Regions from separate parts of the Mus musculus genome. Here region 1 is linked to region 2. A link is a loop called in an ENCODE intact Hi-C map of the cell type or tissue named here. Cell type or tissue: left cerebral cortex. All regions are shown on one strand. Region 1 has its middle 64 kb from the start of 1700026J12Rik. Region 2 overlaps Myh15 (myosin, heavy chain 15).

The links. Peaks named below come from ENCODE experiments on the same cell type or tissue, not always from the same donor. Only the 100,000 strongest peaks of a DNase experiment are listed, where the experiment ranks them.
Region 1: it touches region 2 in a loop (8-fold over the local background); 3 of 42 quality-filtered maps call a loop at or near these places.

The regions. Positions count from the first base shown.
Region 1 is chr16:49,317,884-49,321,883 of GRCm38, forward strand. No RefSeq gene overlaps it. Among named protein-coding and RNA genes, the nearest start is that of 1700026J12Rik, 64 kb to the left of the region's middle. In left cerebral cortex, no CTCF peak of the experiment used is centred here; no DNase peak of the experiment used is centred here.
Region 2 is chr16:49,194,830-49,198,829 of GRCm38, forward strand. Myh15 (myosin, heavy chain 15) reads left to right here. Exons shown (of 41, transcript NM_001166210.2): 39 at 666-761; 40 at 1,927-2,061; 41 at 3,699-4,000. The coding sequence ends at 3,713. Among named protein-coding and RNA genes, the nearest start is that of 1700026J12Rik, 59 kb to the right of the region's middle. In left cerebral cortex, a CTCF peak has its summit at 1,632 (motif pointing right); DNase peaks (open chromatin) are centred at 1,669, 2,592 and 3,332; H3K27ac peaks cover 913 bases.

The DNA.
Region 1 (4,000 bases), 120 kb after region 2:
CTAGCTCCTCCATTGGGAGCCCTGTGATCCATCCATTAGCTGACTGTGAGCATCCACTTCTGTGTTTGCTAGGCCCCGGCATAGTCTCACAAGAGACAGCTACATCTGGGTCCTTTCGATAAAATCTTGCTAGTGTATGCAATGGTGTCAGCATTTGGATGCTGATTATGGGGTGGAACCCTGGATATGGCAGTCTCTAGATGGTCCATCCTTTTGTCTCAGCTCCAAACTTTGTCTCTGTAACTCCTTCCATGGGTGTTTTGTTCCCACTTCTAAGGAGGGGCATAGTGTCCACACTTCAGTCTTCATTTTTTTTTGAGTTTCATGTGTTTAGCAAATTATATCTTATATCTTGGGTATCCTAGGTTTTGGGCTAATATCCACTTATCAGTGAGTACATATTGTGTGAGTTCCTTTGTGAATGTGTTACCTCACTCAGGATGATGCCCTCCAGGTCCATCCATTTAGCTAGGAATTTCATAAATTCATTCTTTTAAATAGCTGAGTAGTACTCCATTGTTTGAAGGTTTTGTTTGTTCTATTTGAGATAGTCTTGCTATGAGGGACAAACTAGCCTTAAACGTAAAGCCCTCCTGATTTAGCCTTGGGATTACAGGAATGTGCTACCATACCTTAAAAGGAAAGAATAAAAGAAAAGAAAGTTAAAGAAAAAGAAAAAAGAACAAGAAGACAGTAAGTAAGGAAGAGATGAGTGTGTGTGTGTGTGTGTGTGTGTGTGTGTGTGTGTGTGTGTGTGTGTTCATCTAGAAGTTTAGGGCCTTAAATGGCTAGCACCTCCTGGATGTTGCAAACAAAACAGACAAAGTAAGGATACATAACTACTATGCAGTGGTCTGAGGGAATGTTATGAAGGGGAGTCAGAATATGAAGCACAGGAGAGGGGTATAACCAGACAGAGCCCGAGGGTGGAGGGTATTTTCTGAAGGAGAAATAATATTCACAAGCCCAAGAACAGGCAAATTAGCATCAGAAGGATAACTGCAAGTGTGGATTTGCATAGAGGCAACGTAGAGAATTTATTCTCAGGGTTTCTTTACTTAGAGAGCTGTGTGTGTGTGTGTGTGTGTGTGTGTGTGTGTGTGTGTGTGTGTGTAGTGTTGGTAGTGTGTGTGTAGTAGTGTGTTGAGAGACACTTGAAAGAAATTATTGAAGAAGTCCTAGAATGGAATGACTGTACAGTTAGTGTCCATGACAATGAGGGTAAATGAATAATTCATAGAAGAATAGACCACCTTGGCGACAGAGATAACAGGAATGACTTCTCCCAGAAGGACTAGAGAAGTATTTGGCATTGTGAGAACACTGTTAGACTCTGTTAATATATTTAAATTTTTATTGTAAGCACATATTCTCATGCGCCTTTCCCTGCAAACAAATAAAGACCCCAGAGAATGGAACAATTTGACTTCCTAATTAGTAATTGGTAGACTTCCCCTGCCACCTTGGCTGTCTCAAGAAAAAGGACCATCAGCAAAATAGCCAGATTGTGGTGACAGTAAATCACCAGCCATCTGGAACACTTGGTGGTTGCCTCGGGGAAACTATGTAACTATCAAAGCTGATTACCCTTCTCCTGATGGAACAGGTTTTAGCCAGGACTTTGGAAACAGTTTGGACCAGGTGTTCTGCTATCCGCAAGGACTGGGACTCTCTAGAAAACCTGGCAACTATTTCTCCCTAGGGCCAGAAGGGAGCTTGTCCCCTGGTGGCAAGCTAGGGGTGCTGGTATGATTCACAAAGTTCTAAACACTTGTCCTCTGGCTATCTAACTAGCATGCTGAGATTCACAAAGTGAATCAGCATAGAGACATTCCCCTATGCTGCCCTAACAGGTGCTGACCTGTCAGATTCAATAAAAGGCTTTCCTCCATGTCTCCCCCCGCCCCAACTTATATTTCAGTAAAGTGAGCTGAGCTAGTACCACAGCGAAGGAATCAGTAGAGGAAGCAGCAGCCGAGATGACTGTGCAGTCAGAATGGCAAGCTAGGGAAAGAGAAGACAGCCAGATTCAGGACTGTTGAAATATCTGAAGAGTTTGAGGGTGACTGGGTGGGGCAAGAAGGGCAGCAGAACTAGGGGGAGTACAAGGGGGAACAAAGAGCTGAAGCTGAAGAAGGATCAAGGTTTGTAAGCAGCCAGAGAAGGGAAGCTGCTGGCCTCAGATAGCGGAAGCTTTCTAGGAAGCTGTCAAGTCTTAGGGCCAGGGATGTCAGTCATCTTACACCAAAAACTGTTGAACTGACCCGGTAAGAGCTAAGGAATCTCCATTTCCTAGGTTTTCTTGAAAGCCTAGGAAGGGTCCTGATAGGGAGGCATTCATGGAGACTATAGCATTAGAGAACTGGTTCTCAACCTATGGGTAGAGACTCCCTAGGAGTTGAAGAACTTCTCACAGGGGTCTCCTGAGACCCTAAGAAACCACGATTCATAACTGTAGCAAGATTACAGTTATGAAGTAGCAACACAAATAATTTTGTGGTTTGAAGTCACCACAATATGAGGAACTGTATTACAAGGTTGCAGCATTAGAAACATTGAGAACCACAGCACCAGAGGGTACCAATTGTCACTGCTTCCACAGGCCTAATGTCCCTGTTCATTGTAAAAGCACATCAAGGAACAAGAATGCTGCAAACCACCGGCACTAGAAGGACTTCTTCTAGCCTCCCATGATTTCTAGTAGGCAGAACCAAAGGACACCAGCCATATGATGTCCTGTTGACAGCATAGTAAGTGTCACCATATGGGAAAGGTGATGGCTTCCAAATATCCCTGGGTTGTGAAATCTGATGAGGATAATTATAGTAGCATGAGATGAATAGGAAAACAAATGATACTGTAAGCCAATCTGATTCTCATGCATTCATTCAACAAATGTTTGATGTGGTATGTATATAGCAGGCACTGTTCTTTAAGCACAGGTAGAATTCTGAATACCCAGACCAGTCCCTGCATTCATGAGGTTACACAACATGGAAGACAGGGGAAAATCCAGCAGGAATTACAGGGGGTAGTGTATGGGGTAGGAATGATACAATACAGAAGACTCACATATACAATCCTCATTAAAAGGAAGACACGTAAAAGAACAGAGTGATGTGCATCTGAAAAAAAATAATGAGTGGAGAAGGCAAGAGAAAAAGGTTTGATAGGATTCTAGATGATCATATGATTACATTTTGACTATTTGGAAATTTCTCTCAGAAAAGGCAATATTTTTTTTTCAGACACCTGAATGAATGAATAAATGAACGAATGGTAGGAAAAAAATTCCAAGATTAAAATCCATTATGAGGGAATGCTAAGCACACAAGGCTCCCGGAAGGAATACATTTGGTTGCTGTTTGAGATAAATGATGGCCCTGGGTAATAGAAAATAAAAGGCAATGGAGGCAGATGTGGACAGGGGTCAGGTTGTGGCAACTTCATGCCATGACAAACAGGATCAGAATTTTATTTTAGGTCCATGGGAGATTATTGGGAAGAGGAGGTAGGCTGACTTGGTTGTGTTTGAGATAAGCCACTAAAAATAGCAATGCATGCACGTGATTGGATGTGAGCTGACGTTGCATACCCATATATCAAATTAATGACAACAGCTCTCTCACTCATTGTGTTTAGATTACATACATTTTAACACAATGGTTCCTAATGCTGAAACCCTTTAATACAGTTCTTTATGTTTTGGTGACCTCTGTCCATTTCATTGCTACCTCATAACTGTAATTTTGCTACTGTTATGGATCATAAGGTAAGTATCTGTGTTTTATGATGGTCCTAGGTGACCCTTGTGAAAGGGTCATTCAACTCCCAAAGGGGTTGTGACCCACAGGTTGAGAACCACTGCCTTTGCTTTAATATGGTAGAACTTGGGCAACTTAATGTCAACTCAGCATTCAGCAGATGGATAATGTTAATGCTCTACAATTATATTCATCATTCTGTGTAAGTGCTGATATGTACTAATAGCTAAGTGGTG
Region 2 (4,000 bases):
GGAGAACTGTTGAGAAACCCTACCTCCCCATGTCTCTTTTCTCCAGCTGGAGCCTAGACAATGACAGAGCTGAAGATGGTGGCCATGGTTTGCAGAATCCTGCTCACCATCTTTACTGATGCCCATGACATAATTCCAAGAAACGTAGCTTTCCTATAGTTTATTACATAAAGCCAAGCACCAATTCAGAAGCTCAGGGGTTCACTTGTTTTGACTGAGGGATTTTTGGATTTCCATTTTGCATAAATGGCTTTTGTAAAAATAAATTTCATTCCTAGTAAGAAATCCCAGGTAAGTGTAGCTTATCTGGAATGAAAAGACTGAAGAATATATTAAACCTAATGGTCTTGACTTCCATTTAAGCAAAGGGCTGGCTGTAAAGATCAAGAGAAAAGTTGTTGCCATTTCTCAGAGCCATCCATTACTGTCTCAAAACTCAGGATGAATGGGGTTAAATGTATCTTTTAATGCTCTGTTATCAGATTGTAATATATATAATATATATATATAATATATATATTATATATATATATACACACACTCATATATGTGTGTGTGTGTGTGTCTGTGTGTGTGTGTGTGTGTGTGTGTGTGTGTGAGTGTACATTTAGTGCACACTGTTGGATCCTCCAAATGACTTTCCTATGCATGCCTATGCATTTCAGGCAGAGGAAGACAAGAAAAATCTGAGCAGGATGCAGGCTCTGTCTGATAAACTTCAGCTGAAGGTGCAGAGTTACAAACAGCAAGTGGAAGCAGCGGTAAGTGCCAGTTGAGCATCGTGGAGTTCCTGGCCACTGCTTTTGGTTAATGCTCTGAGCTTGTGAAACTGCTCAGCAGAGGCACCAGCTGCATCTGCCCATTCTCTGCTTTTATATAAATTAGCACTACAGCTTACAGGAGGGGAAACAAGAGAGGAAAATTGTGCTGTTCTTCCCTGCAGGAAGCCAGACCCCTCTCCCTTGACCTGATGGCTAGACTCAAACATATACGTTAGCAGAAATGAGCCATGTATAAAATAAGGGTGCCATGCAGGATTAGATTGGCAAATTTTTTTTCAGAGTTTCATTTTAAATCTCCTTCAGCTTTAGACTTTGGGTGAACATAATTGAAACTTGTAATACATTTTTTTTCTGATGAATCTGGCAACAATGTGAGCAAAACCACTATCATCTAAATATCCTTCTTCTTACTCCTTAGCTAATTATTTTATTGGCCTCAGTTCAGATTTTCAATAACAAATATGTTAAAGGTTAAGTGGCATGTGTATTAGTTTACACATAATATTTTAAGAATTTTGAATTGTATGGCTTGCTATTGTGTCCAAGAATTATTGATGCATAATTTGAAAGGGCAGCCACCTGTTTCCAAGTGTAGGTAGAATATGAATCTGATATTAAACCAATAACTATGATTGCTCTAGTATATAAGTGTGAGAAAGTTATACAATTGGTGGAAAAGAACACCCATTCTGAATTCCCAGAGGACAACAGCTGTAAAATGAATCTCTGTTCCTATTCTTTAAAAAAAGTTCCTGATTTCATTCTTCTTTATATGTATTGGCACTTTGCTTATATGTATCACTACATAAAGTTTTTAATATAAAGCTTTATGTGATTTTCTGGTGCCTAGATTGGCCAGAAGAGGGCATTAGACACTCTGAAACTGTAGTTAACAGGCGGTTGTGAGCTGTATTCAAAGGGAAAGCCGGGTCTTCTGGAAGAGCAGTAAGGACTCTTAACTGTTGAGGCATCTCTCCAGCCTCCATCCCTACTCTTAAGTCTTGCTTGTATGTCTTAGACCAAAATGACACATTCGATCCAGTGCTGGGTTTCTCTCTTCTTCTGTTTTCAATTATTGTTTCAGAGCAGAGACTACTACTTAGGAGGGGCCGTATCTTCATGTTCTGTGCTTTCCATTTGACAGGAGGCACAGGCTAATCAATACCTTTCCAAGTATAAGAAGCAGCAACATGAGCTGAATGAAGCCAAGGAGAGGGCAGAGGCCGCAGAATCGCAAGTCAATAAACTCAGAGCTAAAGCAAAGGAACTTGAGAAAAAGGTACAATCCCTTTGAAATGCTGTACAGCCTGTTGCTTCGGGCCTTGGGGGCATCACATGGATTAGTATAGCAAGGAATGTCTTGCTTTTCTCTTTAAATCTTTTTTTTTTAATAGCCAAACAAGCTCAAATAAAGTTCTTCCCCCACTTATTAAATTCTACGTGTCCAGGGAGTATGGAATTGATAAACGCTTGAAGTGGAAAAGCATTCTAGATTTATATTTTTTTAAGCCCTTCATGCCAGGCTAACTTGTAAGCTCTGAGCGTTGGACCTTTAACTTATTAGTGCAGAATACTGAGCAATTCACGGAGCAAAGGGGATTTCAAAAGTACAAAGGGACCTTGGAATTTGGAGTGAATTCTTTCCACAGTAGCCAAGCAAGTGAGTTTGAATTAGGTCAAACTGAAAACTAGGAGGAAGGTGGTCAGAAGTGAGCCAGGGGTTGGTACCAAATTCTGGAGTCCTGCTTTCTAGGTCCCAGGATTCAACTTCTGGCTCCTCCCTGAAGCACAGAAAGGTCTTTCCATGTCTCTGTCAGGAGGCCAGTGCTGTATACAGAAACTGGAAGAAACAACAATGAACTCAGCCATGGATGCTGGGCAGGGACATCTCTGCTTCCTCACTGAGAGTTTCCTTGAAACATGGTTTGTAAATGGCATCTGCCTTTAGGACAAGGGAATTAGAAGAAATTGGATAATAGAAGTAGCTACCTTTTCTACAAGGCCGGAAAAGCAGTGAGCACGGCTCCCAGCACCGGTGCTCCATTTGCTCTCAAAACTTGGTTCATGTTGAGCCTGCTCATTTCTGGTAAATGAATTACTGGTAGCCCCTCAAGGTACGCTGATAGGATTGCCAATCATAAATATCGACCTTGTCGAAGGAGGCTAAAAATTGGCTACATGGAAGACACTGAGATCTAAGTCTGAGAAGGCTGAATCATTGGTAGCTCTGGAAAGATCCCACTGCTGCCTGGACAGCAGTCTCAATCATAAGGGCCAGTTGGAGGGCTCTAGGGAAGTGGTTTGACTGGTGGCCTCGGCTGGAGAAGTGTCACCCCACTGTTTCAGGGTGTCCTGTGCAGAGCCTGCCCAGCAAGGCCATAGAAAGGATTTTCTTAGGGAGGGGCCTCCCCTGTGCTTCAATTCTCAACTTCGGGAGGTCATGGGGCCTTCAAACCCCACCCACATTTCACCTTGTCACAGCTGTTTTTTAAGAACGAATAAAACAAGTGAGTCAGAAATTGCTTCTGGCAGGAAATGAATAGGGAAACCTTGCTGGGCAGTGTGATGACTCACTGCTCCCGATTCACAGAAGAAGAGCCTAAAATCCTTCAACTGCCATAAATACAGGGAAAGTTTCCTGATGCACTCTATGTCTAGAACAAACCAGTGATATGATTGCAGCATCTTTTCCAGTGGGGGAGGGGAGGCAGAAATGGAGAGTGACAAAGTATGTCCTTGGGGTGAGTCACCTGAGCCTGCTCTCTGCTAGCAGGTAATTAATTGCCTGACCCCCTTGCCTCCCTTTGAAGCCCATGGAGAGCTGCTGAGACCTGTTTCCCTCTGGAAAGGGCTCACATGGGTTTGGGACATCCCTGGAATGTCAGAGCACACACAGACATACATTCTGTTTTCCAGGTTCGAGAAGAATAAGGAGTTTCTCTTCATTAAAAAAAAAAAAGACAACTGGAAGCAAGCCTTTAAGAAATAAGTATGTGGCAAGAATAGCAGGCTAAGGAGATGATGAAGAAAATGTTCTGATCCAAAGGACTATAACCACCTCTTGGATTAATGGATGGCTTTTTGATTCTCAGTGGCATGAGACATCTCTCTACTACAATTTCACACAAAAGACTTAACAGATGTAAGAATCAATTTTGATGTTAGAAGCAGGCACACTTCTCCTTTCCTCCATTTCTTCATGCATAGCACTCAGAGAA